Regions from separate parts of the Homo sapiens genome. Here region 1 is linked to region 2. A link is a contact called in ENCODE Hi-C or POLR2A ChIA-PET data. All regions are on one chromosome and are shown on one strand. The core of a region is the stretch at or near the end of the contact, and the rest is flanking DNA. Distances in the headings are between cores, read along the strand shown.

Region 1 (7,001 bases), core at 651-3,150, 260 kb after region 2:
GGGGTTTCACCATGTCGGCCAGGCTGGTCTCAAACTCCTGATCTCAGGTGATCTGCCCACCTCGGCCTCCCAAAGTGCTGGTATTACACACGTGAGTCACTGCCCCCGGCCGATTCCCTTTTAAATACATGTTTGCATAAATATATTGAAAGCTATGAGTAAACATTTTCATTATTTTGGAATGGTAGAATTATGAATTCATTTTTATTTTCTTCTTTTTTGCTTATCTATATTTTCTATAATGAATATCTATGCATATAATAGTAAAGTTCAAGTTATATTAAAAGTGAGGGGAGGCCAGGCATGTTGGCTTATACTTGTGATCCCAGCACCTTGGGAGGCTGAGGCAGGAGGATCATTTGAGAGCAGCCTGCGCAACTTAGAGAGCTCTCCATCTCAAAAAATAATAATAATAATAAATTAATAAAATAGAAAGGAAAGGACAGAGTCAGAGGAAGAAAAATATGGAGTTGGGAGGAGAGCACAATGTTTTTTGAGGCACATGATGATCCAGATAATCTGTTGAACTATACATTTCCCAGAGTTAATTGACTGATCTTTGCATTCAGTAGCCATTTGACTACTATGTTCAGTGTTTTAGGGATTCTAATTTTTTTTTTTTTTTGAGATGGAGTCTGGCTCTGTCGCCCAGGCTGAAGTACAGTGGCGCGATCTTGGCTCACTGCAACCTCTGCCTCCCGGGTTCAAGCAATTCCCCTGCCTCAGCCTCCCGAGTAGCTGGGATTACAGGCACCCGCCACCACACTGGGCTAATTTTTGTATTTTAGTAAAGACGGAGCTTCACCATGTTGGTCAGGATGGTCTCGAACTCCTGACCTCATGATCCGCCCGCCTCGGCTTCCCAAAGTGCTGGGATTACAGGCGTGAACCACTGCACCTGGCCTTTAGGGGTTCTAATTCTTGTATCTTTAGAATTGTATTTTTAAACCAAAGGTGCACATGGGAATCAGCAGGGAAACTTTTTCAAAATGTCCTTGCTAGTGTTTTAGAATTTTGCTCCTGGTTTAGCTAAAACCAGGTTCTTGTCACATGACCAAGAAAATTAGGCACGTGGACACATTGAAGGGTGAATAGAGCAGGATTTTATTGGGTGAAAAGGGAAAAATGAAAAAAAACCTCAGCAAAGCGAAAACAGGCTCCCCACTTCACAGATTGAATCCCAGGGCTCCTCCCCCTGCCTGTGACTCCACCCTGCTCCCCCAGGGCTCATGTGGGCATGCTCAGACAAGGCCCTGGGCAAGTTCCTTCGTCTGCACAAAAACATCTGATGTAAACACCTGTGGGGAGGGTTAGAGATTCTCCGGGGACCCCTTTTTATCTGCCTTGGCGTTTGGCTGTCTCATTAGGGCCTTACCCTCAGAAGTTCTGATTCAGAATGCCTCGGTAGGGTCTGAGTAGGAGTCTTTCAAAAACCTTGTCTAAGTGTTTGGATATTCATCGTGGTGGAAAATTCCATGGTGTTTAAGATGATCCACTGAGGTACTCAAGGAAAATATTAGAACTTCTAATTTTATTTTCTATTGCATCCTCTAAAAAAATCTCTACTTATTTGGATGTTAGTATTGTACTGATATTGATATGACATGTATAACCTGCAAATAAATACATTTACATATTTGAGGGTATGCTGAAATGTTTTTCTTATAAGGATGTACAATCAAAAAATTAGGAAACAACTAATGGCTTCAGAAGATTCATTATAAGTGGGATAACTCGTGTGCAACTGAATTGAAAACTCTTCTCTGGGCTGAGGTAACAATAACCTAAGAAATTTCACACAACGGATGATGACTCATTGTGACCTACTTCATTTCCTGCTTATAGCTGTATTATTTTTTATTGGTCTTGTGTCACAATTTGTGGGTACATTACCTTCTCCATGTCAGCCACAGCTGTCTCCTTTGTAAATATACATGCACATACATGCAGATACATGCAGATATGACAGAGCTCAGCACTTGGGAACCACTCAAAGCCTTAAAGGCTGATCATTATTTTGCAGTTTTTACATGCTATACTCTCATAGCTGCTTTGAAAAAAATGAACTAGATTATCTTAAAAAGCAAAACAATTCTTGCCAGGCACTTGGCTCACGCCTGTAATCCCAGCACCTTGGGAGGCTGAGGTGGGCGGATCACAAGGTCAAGAGTTTGAGACCAGCCTGACCAACATAATGAAACCCCGTCTCTACTAAAAATACAAAAATTAGCTGGGTGTGGTGGCACACACCTGTAATCCCAGCTACTCAGGAGGCTGAAGCAGGAGAATCGAAGCAGGAGAATCGCTTGAACCCGGCAGGGGGAAGTTGCAGTAAGCTGAGATTGCGCCATTGCACTCCAGCCTGGGTAACAGAGAGAAACTCCATCTCAAAAAAAAAAAAAAAAAAAAATGTGAAACAATTTGCGATAATTAATAGTTTGTAACTAAAACATTGATTAAACAATAAAACAACAGAAAAAATTAAAGAGTGATAAGTAAATCTCCCAACTTCCAGGTGCAGATGGAGAACAAAACACACACACAGACACACACATCTGGCCTTCAGGGTTGCTATTGAGAAGTCTGATGCCATTCTGATTTGTCATCCTTTAGGTAGGACTTGTTTGCTCCTCCTCTTTGGAAGCCTGTAGCATCTGTTCTTTGTCCTCACTGTTTTGAGCTATCACACTGGTGTGCCTTAGTGTGGGTCTATTCTCTTTGTGCTGGCATTTGGCATTTTTTATCTTTCTGATAAAAAGGGAAGAAATGATAGCAACAACATTTTTTTTCAACTCCCCATAGCAACAATATTTTGAAAGCTAGAAAGTAAGAAGTGTGGCCAACAATACAACAGACCTAGGAAAACTGAATCCTAAGTCAGCAGTGAGGAAATTTGAGAAACCAACCAGAATCCCACAAAGGCTCAGGAATTGGCAGCGCCAGGTTCCTGGAAGTGATGTGGGGCCTCCTAAAACTAGGAGTGGTTCAAAGTCTGTTTAGGAAGCAGTTTGACTCTCAGGTCCCTCCCCTCTCTGCACAACCAGGCCGGTAGCCTGTCCGCACCGCAGAGTCTATAACAGAAGGTCCACAGATAGGAGGACACTGGGCAGAGATGAGGGCTGGGTGCTGTGCTGGAAACCGAGAAATTAAGTGGACAGACACTGAGACCCACTGCTCTTTCCCCAGTGAGCTCCCATGATGTGGTGGCCAGAATTATATCCTTTGAGCATGAGCCCGGAAGAGTCTTCTAAGGGGAATTTGATCTCCCCAAGAGTGAAAATTTAAAGGCAGTGCTGTGTGGGTCCTTTAGCCAGATAACCCAGCCAGAACGTGTCGTGGAGCCTCTGGCCAACAAGGCCCTATTGGTTCAAAATATCTACTCAGCTTTTTAGCTCCATTCTTAAATATTAACAGATAATCAAGGTTTAACAGGCACTGAGGAAAACCTCTCACATGAAAAACAGAGACCAAGATGAATAGGAAAAAGCAACTTCAAGGAAAGAGAGACTGTACAGGTTGAAGAAAATGTCAAATATCCTCTGATTAATATCCTCAGAGGTAAGACATATAACCATCAAAAAGGAATATAACATTAGTAAAAGGAGCATTCAGGGAACACATAAGAGCTCTTGGAAATTAGAAATATGATAACAAAATTAAAAATTCAATAAGAGTTAGAAAATAAAGAAAAGCAAATCTCTCTGAAATTAGAGCAAAAGAGAAAACAGAAGGACAAACGAAAGGAAATACAAGAAAATCAGGAAAATATAGCTGGGCTTGGTGGCAGGCACCTGTAATCCCAGCTACTTGGGAGGCTGAGGCATGAGAGTTGCTTGAACCTGGGAGGCAGACGTTGCAGTGAGCCGAGATTGCACCACTGCACTCCAGCCTGGGCGACAGAGCGAGACTCTGTCTCAAAAAAAAAAAAAAAAAAAAAGAAAGGAAAATCAGGAAAACAGAACAGAAGGTTTAATATTGCAAATAGGATTTCCAAAAAGAGTGAACAGAGAAACCAGAGGAGTGAAAGTCATTAAAGAAATAATTTCCCACAACTAACAAGCATGCATTTTTGGAATGAAAGGGCCACCAAATGCCAGCACAAAGAGAATAGACTGACGCTAAGGCACACCAGTGTGATATCTCAAAACAGTGAGGACAAAGAACAGGTGCTACAGGCTTCCAAAGAGGAGGAGCAAACAAGTCCTACCTAAAGGATGACAAATCAGAATGGCATCAGACTTCTCAATAGCAACCCTGAAGGCCAGATTGGAATGGCTTTCAAAATTCTCAAGAAAAATTGTTTCCACTCTAGAATTCTATACTTGGCCCAAAGAATCCATCAAGTGTCAGAGTAGAGTAAAAATAAACATTTTCTGACATCCAACTTCTCGAGAATTTATATTCCATGTCCCTGCCTTAGGATGTCCCCAAACATATGTCAAAATAATAAACTAAGAAAGAGGACTCTGAAGTTTAAACAGGAACAAGGCAAGAGAATCTCTGGGATGCTGGTGAAGGGAGATTCCAAGATGAGAGCTATGTCTCAGGTGCGGGTTAGAGCATATTCTATAAGGCTATGGGAGAGTTTTTTTTAGGAGACTGGTGAAATTATTAGACTATCTGAAAATTCTGAATGCCTTGACAGCAGACATAGACCAATAGAAAATATAAATACTGTACACAGAAAATGAAGCAAACGAAAACCAAAACAGTTATTAGCTCCAGGAGCAACCCTGTCTCAAAGAAAAAAAAGGTGTTCAGAAAAGAGAAAGTGGTCATAGTTTACTATATGGCTTAGCTGTGACTATTGCTCTAACATACACATTGAACATTCACGTTACCAGCATTACAACATAATTCTGTTGGAAGGATGGGAGATGGGGAAGGATAAGTGTATCCCACTGGGACAGCAGGAGGAAAGACACCAAATCCTAATCTTCTACCCATTATCTATAGATAATGGCTATAGTTGAAAAATCAAGGAACAGTATTTCAAGCATGTTAATGTAGACACCTGAAAGTAAATACCAAAAGAATTATCTAAAAGGTTAAAGTGTAGAAAATGGGGAGGAGAGATTAAAGGACTGCTATTTTTTTTAATAACAAGACTTGTTTGACATTTTGGATTAAAGGCATGTATAACTCTGGGAGGAAAAGAGGAAAACAAAAATAGGATCTATTAAAATTGTATTTAGGAAAAAAAACAAGTAAATCTCTTTTCCTCTCTGGATTCCAACTCTCCTGGCCCAGATCACTAGAGACCCTCACTGTTCTTGGTGTGTCCTTCCAAAAATATCCTATGGGGGTCCACTTAGGATTGCTTCATAAACTGCAGGGCTGAATGGATCTTGTGAGCCACCATGGACTTTTGAAGTTGAGACATCTGGGCCACTAGCCTCATGTTTTCAGGCTCCCCATACATTAACAAAGGAAACGATGCAAAAATGAAATTATTAAACTGGCATGCTTTGCATGTTTTTACATTAACAAACACCTTATCAGATATTGAGAGATGTCAGGAGTCTAAATTTCAGGACATATGTGAATGGAGGCCCACGCCAGTGGCCCTCCTGCATCCCCTCACACCCCCTACTCTGCAGCACTGACCTTGTCTCTGGACACTTTTCTAATTTTGCAAGGTCTTCCCCAGCCCTGCCAGTTATTGTGCTGTGTCCTTCCCTGTTACAGACGGTATATTATCCTGCATTTGCCTTCTCTGAACTGCATTCAACTCCCAGCAACTCATCTGGCACCTCCTCAGTCTGCTGTCACCTGCCCTGAGAATCAATAAACTGTCCGTCCTAACAACCCTCATTAGTGAATTAAAATGCCCTCCTCCTCCTGTTTTCCATTTGGTGCCACATTCACATTGAATTCACATGCTGGCCATTCCATGCTGCAGGTCACAGAATGAGAATCTTCATCACCTGTGTTCTGTCCTCCCAGATTAATGATAACCCACCGGTACTCATTCTCTAGGAATGCAGCCACGTCGTAATTATGTTGGTTAGAATTTAAATTGTAGACCAGTGGTTTGCAAACCTGGCTGCATATTAGAGATGCCTAGGGAGATTTTTAAAATATGGATCCTGGATCTTACCACAATCCTATCATACTGTGCTAAAAACTTGGCCTGATAAATGAGCCCGGTCACCTTAGATACACAATTTTCTTTGTCTATTAAAGAGAAGAAAAGTAAAATATTGGGGTGACTTGCAGGGCCTTGCAACAAAAAGGAGAATCTGCCAGACTTTTAAGTTCTACTTTCCTTTCCTTGCATTCTAACAAAAAACAAAATTTGAGAACTTGGTCATGGGTTTTAGTTTCCTGTTTCTGCTGTAAAAAAAAAATTACTAGAAATTTAGTGGTTTAAAGCAATGCAAATTTATTATCTTGCAGTTCTGGAGGTCAGAAGCCTGATGTGGGTCTCATTAGGCTAAATCAAGGTGTCAGCAGCAATGTGTGTCTCTTTGATAGCTTTAGAGTAGAGCAATCTGTCTCTTGCCTTTTTTAACCTTTTTTTTTTCTTCTTCTTCTTTGAGACAGAGTCTTGTTCTGTCGCCCAGGTTGGAGTACAGTGGCACGATCTCGGCTCACTGCAACCTCTGCCTCCCAGGTTCAAGCAATTCTTCCTGACTCAGCCTCCTGGGTACCTGGGATTACAGGTGCCCACTACCATGCCTGGCTAATTTTTTATATATTTTTTAGTAGAGACGGGGTTTCACCATGTTGGCCAGGGTGGTCTTGAACTCCTGACCTCAGGTGATCCACCTGCCTCGGCCTCCCAAAGTGCTGGGATTACAGACATGAACCACTGGGCCAGGCCACCGTTCCCAACTTTTTTTTTTTATTTTTGAGATGGAGTCTTGCTCTGTTGCCCAGGCTGGAGTGCAGTGGCACGGTCTCGGCTCACTGCAACCTCCGCCTCCCAGGTTCAAGAGATTCTCCTGCCTCAGCCTCCTGAGTAGCTGGGATTACAGGCGCCTGCCACCACACCTGGC
Region 2 (7,489 bases), core at 4,990-7,489:
TGTCTTGGTTCTCATTGGTTTCAAAGAACTTCTTTGTTTCTGCCTTAATTTCATTATTTTCCCAGTATTCATTCAGGAACAGGTTGTTCAGTTTCCATGCAGTTGTGCAGGTTTGAGTGAGTTTCTTAATCCTGAGTTCTAATTTGATTGCACTGAGGTCTCAGAGACTGTGTTATGATTTCCATTGTTTTGCATTTGTTGAGGAGTGTTTTACTCCCAATCATGTGGTTAGTTTTAGAATAAGTGTGATGTGGTGCTAAGAAGAATGTCTATTCTGTTGATTTGGGGTGGAGAGTTCTGTAGATGTCTATTAGGTCTGCTTGGTGCAGAGCTGAGTTCAAGTCCTGAATATCCTTGTTAATTTTCTGTCTCATTGATCTGTCAAATATTGACAGTGGGGTGTTAAAGTCTCCCACTATTATTGTGTGGGAGTCTAAGTCTCTTTGTAGGTCTCCAAGGACTTGCTTTATGAATCTGGGTGCTCCTGTATTGGGTGCATACATACTTAGGATAGTTAGCTCTTCTTGTTGCATTGATCCCTTTACCATTATGTAATGCCCTTCTTGTCTTTTTTGATCTTCGTTGGTTTAAAGTCTGTTTTATCAGAGACTAGGATTGCAACCCCTGCTTTTTTTTTTTTTTGCTTTCCATTTGCTTGGTAAATCTTCCTCCATTCCCTTATTTAGAGCACGTGTCTTTGCATGTGAGATGAGTCTCCTGAATACAGCACACTGATGGGTCTTGACTCTTTATCCAACTTGCCAGTCTGTGTCTTTTAATTGTGGCACTTAGCCCGTTTACTTTTAAGGTTAATATTGTTATATGTGAATCTGATCCTGTCATTATGATGCTAGCCAGTTAGTTTGCCCATTAGTTGATGCCCATTAGTTTCTTCATAGTGTCAATGGTCTTTACAATTTGGTATGTTTTTGCAGTGGCTGGGACCAATTTTTCCTTTCCATATTTAGTGCTTCCTTCAGGAGCTCTTGTAATGCAGGCCTGGTGGTGACAAAATCTCTCAACATTTGCTTATCTGTGAAGGATTTTATTTCTCATTCACTTATGAAGCTTAGTTTGGCTGGATACAAAATTCTGGGTTGAAAATTCCTTTCTTTAAGAATGTTGAATATTGGCCCCCACTCTTTTCTGGCCTGTAGGGTTTCTGCAGAGAGATCCACTATTAGTCTGATGGGCTTCCCTTTGTAGGTAACCCGACCTTTCTCTCTGGCTGCTTTTAACATTTTTTCCTTCATTTCAACCTTGGTGAATCTGACGATTATGTGTCTTGGGGTTGCTCTTCTTGAGGAGTATCTTTGTGGTGTTCTCTGTATTTCCTGAATTGGAATGTTGGCCTGTCGTGCTAGGTTGGGGAAATTCTCCTGGATAATATCCTGAAGAGTGTTTTCCAACTTGGTTCAATTCTCCCTGTCACTTTCAGGTACAGGGACAATCAAACATAGGTTTGGTCTTTTCACATAGTCCCCTATTTCTTGGAGGCTTTGTTCGTTTCTTTTCATTCTTTTTCCTCTAATCTTGTCTTCACACTTTATTTCATAAAGGTGATCTTCAATCTCTGATATCCTTTCTTCTGCTTTGGCTGTTGATACTTGTGTATGCTTCACGAAGTTCTTGTGCTGTGTTTTTCAGCTCCATCAGGTCATTTATGTTCTTCTCTAAACTGCTTATTTTAGGTAGCAATTCCTCTAACCTTTTTTCAAGGTTTTTAGCTTCCTTGCATTGGGTTAGAACATGGTCCTTTGGCTTGGAGGAGTTTATTATTCTCTGTCCAGTTTTGTTCCCTTGCTGGCGAGGAGTTGTGATTCTTTGGAAGAGAAAAGGCATTCTGGTTTTTGGAATTGTCAGCCTTTTTGCGCTGGTTTTTCCTCATCTTCATGGATTTATCTACCTTTGGTCTTCGATGTTGGTGACCTTCAAATGGGGTTTCTGTGTGGAAGTCCTTTTTGTTGATATTGATGCTATTCATTTCTGTTTGTTAGTTCTCCTTCTAACAGTCAGGCCCCTCTGCTGCAGGTCTGCTGGAATTTGCTGGAGGTCCACTCCAGACCCTGTTTGTCTGGATATCACCAGCAGAGGTTGCAGAACAACAAAGATTGCTGCCTGTTCCTTCCTCTGGAAGCTTTGTCCCAGAGGGGCACCCACCAGACGGCAGCTGGAGCTCTCCTGTGTGAGTTGTCTGTCGATTCCTGCTGGGAGGTGTTTCCCAGTCAGGAGACATGGGGGTCAGAGACCCACTTGAGGAGGCAGTCTGTCCCTTAGCAGAGCTCGAGCAATGTCCTGGGAGATCTGCTGCTCTCTTCAGAGCCAGCAGGCAGGAACGTTTAAGTCTGCTGAAGCTGCACCAATAGCCACCCATAGCACCCTTCCCCCAGGTGCTCTGTCCCAGGGAGATGGCAGTTTTATCTATAAGCCCCTGACTGGGGCTGCTGCCTTTTTTTCAGAGATGCCCTGCCCAGAGAGGAGGACTCTAGAGAAGCAGTTGGGCTACAGTGGGCTCCACCCAGTTCAAACTTCCCGGTGGCTTTGCTTACACTGTGAGGTGAAAACCACCTACTCAAGCCTCAGTAATGGCAGAAGCCCCTCCTCCCACCAAGCTCCAGCATCCCAGGTCGACTTCAGACTCCTGTGCTGGCAGTAAGAGTTTCAAGCCAGTGGATCTTAGCTTGCTGGGCTCTGTGGGGGTGGGATCCACTGAGCTAGACCACTTGGCTCCCTGGCTTCAGCCCCTGTTCCAGGGGAGTTAACAGTTCTGTCTCACTGGTGTTTCAGGTGCCACTGGAGTACGAAAAAGAAAAAATCCTGCAGCTAGCTCGGTGTCTGCCCAAACGGCTGCCCAGTTTTGTGCTTGAAACCCAGGGCCTGGGTGGTGTAGGCACCCGAGGGAATTGCCTGGTCTAAGGGTTGTGAAGATCACGGAAAAGGCATAGAGTCTGGGCCGGAATGCATCGTTCCTCGTGGCACATTCCCTCATGGCTTCCCTTAGCTAGGGGAGGAAGTTCCCTGGCCCCTTGCACTTCCCGTGTAAGGCGATGCCCCACCCTGCTTTGGCTCGCCTTCCATGGGCTGCACCCCCTGTCTGACCAGTCTCAATGAGATGAGCTGGGTACCTCAGTTGGAAATAGAGAAATCACCCACCTTCTGCGTTGATTTCGCTGGGAGCTGCAGACTCCAGCTGTTCCTGTGTTCACCATTTTAACATCTATCTGGCTCTGTTTAATTTTCGCTCCCCCCAAAAAATCCATATAAGAAATAAGTTGATTCTCAGAGTTAAGTTCCAGAAGTGTAGAGATCTCACATTAAAATAACAGTTTGCCTGAGTTTATCAAATACAAAAGTATCTATTAAATATAATTGATTATATGGATTCATTACCTCCCTTTGCAAGTAGTTACTCTGTATTTTTCCAATTCTAACCTAAGAATTTTTCAAAGTTTCTAAATTCCCCTTTGGTTCCTTAATTAGAGGCCAAATTTAATATCTGGAAAAAATGCAGTATTCAATTATCTTCTTCCTGTTCAAACAGTCCCTCTGCTATGGCTCTTCCTCAGTAGAAACAACTGGCAACAAAATTCAAGTTTATGATTCATTCATCAGCAAACATGTGAGAATCATCTACAAAGAACCAAGAATTGTGGTAAGAATTATACAAACATTTACTATGATACTGATAATAATGAAAAGCCTAATTCAACAAATAGTGATCTATCCATTTTTAAGCCCCAGTAACTCAAACATTAAAAAACTATAAATGAACAGGCCGGGCACGGTGGCTCACACATGGAATCCCAGCACTTGGGGAGGCTGAAGTGGGTGGATGACTTGAGGTCAGGAGTTCAAGACCAGCCTGGCCACATGGTAAAACCCTATCTCTACTAAAAATACAAAAATTAGCTGGGTGTGGTGGCGGGTGCCCATAATCCCAGCTACTCGGGAGGCTGAGGTGGGAAAATTGCTGGAACCTGGGAGGCAGAGGTTGCAGTAAGACAAGATCGCACCACTGCACTCCAGCCTGGGCGGCAGAGTGAGAAAAAAAAAAGAAAGAAAGAAAAAGAAAAAGAAAAGAAAAGAAAAAACTATAGATGAATGACTTAAGTGAATAACAAGTCAAGTGAGTAATGACAATATGTAGAAAAATATTCCAAGTAGAATTAATAAATTTTAATTATTTGAATGAGAAAATGCCGCCATATTCAAAATGAAAGTAAAAGTAGGATGAGATCAGCATATACAACTGCATATATTTCATTAATTAAAGATGACTAAAGAGGAGACTATCAATTTGAAAGAAGATTACTAAGATTTTGTTTTTTTAAAACATACTGAACCAAATAAAAAAAAAATAACAGTAAGACATAACTACTAACAGAAAATTTTTTCCAATGAGAATACAAGCTTATTAACCACTCCTTTTTTCATTAATGCTCACTCAGCTTCTACCAGCCTTCTAATAAGAACACACACATACATCTTTTCTATACCAAATGTGATATAAAAGATATTCAACCCTTCAAAATTTTAAGTATTGGTTATAAGTAATACTCATCTTTTTTTGTCATTTGATAATAGATGAATTTTCTAGTCCAGACAGTAGAAATAGATTATAGTTCATCAACAAATGACAAAAATTGCTGAGTGTGAAAGAATGGTGCAAAACAACACAAAACATTTTACTGTAATAAGTTATTTTTAAGCTAGCTAAGTAATTTATGAGAAAAAAATAAATTGTTCTTAAATTACTTAATACCCAAGAGGAAGAGTTTCAGCTTAAACTAGACCAAATTAAAAAAATAATAACAGTAAGGCATAACTAGATCTAGCCTTTTCTGAAGAAAATGATATTTAAAACAAGAAAAACATGTGCCATAGAGGTTGTGATATCCTCAATCTTTGAGGAAATAACACCTACATTTAAGTACCCTCACCTTACACACACTTTCTTCTTCTGATTTTGGAGTCTTTAAAATATAAGTATACTTTTTTTTTTTTTTTTTGAGATAGTCTCGCTGTCGCCCAGGCTGGAGTGCAGTGGCTTGATCTTGGTTCACTGCAACATCTGCCTCCCAGGTTCAAGCGATTCTCCTGCCTCAGTCTCCTGGGTAGCTGGGACTACAGGCACGCACTATTGCCCTAGGCTAGTTTTGTATTTTTGGTAGAGATGGGGTTTCGCCATTTTGGCCAGGCTGCTCTCAAACTCCTGATCTCAGGTGATCCACCTGCCTCGGCCTTCCAAAGTGCTGGGATTATAGGCGTGAGCCACTGCACCTGGCCCAAAATATGAGTATACTTTAAATATAAACATATAAACCATTCATAGAAACTTTTAGATGGAGACAAAATCTGAAATATATTTCAATATATAGTTAATGTCATATTAAGGGGTTAAGGGAAGAGCTGGGAGGAAGAAGGAAGATAAGACTATGAACCTAAAATTTTGCCAAGTAGTAGGATTTTTATTCTCTAAACCTTATTTCAATCAATTTAAGGTTAAAAAAATTTTGCTTAAAAAGATGCAATTTCATTTTGTGCTTAGAAAGTAAAATTAACACCACACCAAAGATAAACATTCTTGAGTTTGTTCTTTTGGAGAAATGAGTAATTTAAAAATTTAAACAGCTCTAAAATATTAATACAACTGCATAGGAAAGAGGAAAGAATGTTAGAAAATTGCTTATCAAAAACTAATGAGACCCAGGATAAGAGCTACTCATAATGATAACAATTAAATATTGAGTATTTTTCAGAAACCAAGAGTCAAATGCTTGTTATACCTTAAAGGTTAAAGGCCCCTGTTTCATAGTCATTAAACAGTTCTTTGAAATGCTATGTTAAGATATCACTAACAATTTCAATTTATAAATACACACCCATACACATTTTCTTTTCTAAATTGTCATATCCCAAACACGAAAACAATCGAATAAGAGAACAGGCTGAATAGTGATTTTTTTCTTTCAATTATTACTACTGAAACAAATCAAAACAACTCTGAGAGGTTGCCAGCACCGCAGAAGGCATTTCCACATAAAAAGAGTTAATGAGCAGACCACGCAGTTCAACAGCCAGTGACCATTTGCAAGCCTCCTAGGTATATTCCCAGCAGACACATTATCAGATTAAAGGAAGTGCAAACAAACTGGGCTGAAAGTTTCTTTGTCCAAACCCAGCCTCTTCTTCCTGTGATGTCATATTACAAATCTAGGAAGCCTTTCTTTTTCACTTCAGAGAAAGCGACCTCAAGATACAACTGGCAACTGAGGAAAAGGCCTCAATTCAACAAGAGCTAACAAGCTTGGGAGTTTATTTCGGAATCTTTAAAAGACTCTTCTGCTTACCCACAATCTGGGATCCACTGCAGGAAAACAAAAAAGGAAAACTTCATTTAAAAGAAGCAAGAAGTAAAATGGGACAAATTGGGAATGTTTAAGTCTCTGAAACTCTGCACTGAAAAGAAAATAAGATTGATAACTTAAGCTTAACATTCTGAGGCATAAAGAAACATTAACTTTGGAGTATTCATCTTGACTACTGAAATACAAGTTTAGAAGACAAGTGGTTTCATTCTGGTCACAGATCACAGCTTTTCTTTAAATTTATAATCCTATGGGTTGGACTCGTTGACTGTATTTTTTAAAGGTTGCTCGTCAGTTAACTGAGCCTTGGAATTCATGGATTTTCTAAAGACTAACAAATGAAAATATTTTCCTGTTGAAGAACCCAGCGGAAATTTTACAGCAACAAATTTCATGTTTCTTTTGGGTATTTCTGAGAAAAAGGAAATATTTATAAAACCATCCAAAGATCCAGATAATTTGCAAATAAATTGGAGGTTATAGAGGTTATAATCTGAATCCCAAAGGAGACTGCAGCTGATGAAAGTGCTTCCAAACTGAAAATTGGACGTGCCTTTACGATGGTAAGCGTTAACAGCTCCCACTGCTTCTATAATGACTCCTTTAAGTACACTTTGTATGGGTGCATGTTCAGCATGGTGTTTGTGCTTGGGTTAATATCCAATTGTGTTGCCATATACATTTTCATCTGCGTCCTCAAAGTCCGAAATGAAACTACAACTTACATGATTAACTTGGCAATGTCAGACTTGCTTTTTGTTTTTACTTTACCCTTCAGGATTTTTTACTTCACAACACGGAATTGGCCATTTGGAGATTTACTTTGTAAGATTTCTGTGATGCTGTTTTATACCAACATGTACGGAAGCATTCTGTTCTTAACCTGTATTAGTGTAGATCGATTTCTGGCAATTGTCTACCCATTTAAGTCAAAGACTCTAAGAACCAAAAGAAATGCAAAGATTGTTTGCACTGGCGTGTGGTTAACTGTGATCGGAGGAAGTGCACCCGCCGTTTTTGTTCAGTCTACCCACTCTCAGGGTAACAATGCCTCAGAAGCCTGCTTTGAAAATTTTCCAGAAGCCACATGGAAAACATATCTCTCAAGGATTGTAATTTTC

What was found. A loop is a pair of places that touch in the nucleus more often than their neighbours do. ChIA-PET counts read pairs that join two places held with the same protein, here RNA polymerase II (POLR2A). Pooled maps may share reads with other maps.
Region 1: a loop to region 2 is called in a pooled map, with 2.9 times the contacts of the local background. The contact joins the enhancer-like site here to the promoter of LPAR6 in region 2. A Hi-C loop is called at or near these places in 1 of 168 maps with a recorded cell type or tissue (natural killer cell) and 6 of 50 pooled maps. POLR2A ChIA-PET finds 5 or more read pairs at or near these places in 2 of 52 experiments (H1 and activated CD4-positive, alpha-beta T cell).

The regions. Positions count from the first base shown.
Region 1 is chr13:48,150,915-48,157,915 of GRCh38, reverse strand. All of the region lies in intron 4 of LOC105370198 (a long non-coding RNA gene), which reads left to right. Among named protein-coding and RNA genes, the nearest start is that of MED4, 59 kb to the right of the region's middle. RefSeq lists an enhancer at 1,182-1,301. Within about 2 kb of position 1,900, at least 15 of the 41 ENCODE cell types and tissues checked have a DNase peak (open chromatin) inside an H3K27ac peak, as active enhancers do; they include natural killer cell, where a contact is called at or near this core.
Region 2 is chr13:48,411,863-48,419,351 of GRCh38, reverse strand. It overlaps LPAR6 (lysophosphatidic acid receptor 6), which reads left to right and starts at 6,239. Exons shown (of 1, transcript NM_001162498.3): 1 at 6,239-7,489. The coding sequence starts at 6,929. All of the region lies in intron 17 of RB1 (RB transcriptional corepressor 1), which reads right to left. RefSeq lists an enhancer at 7,254-7,489.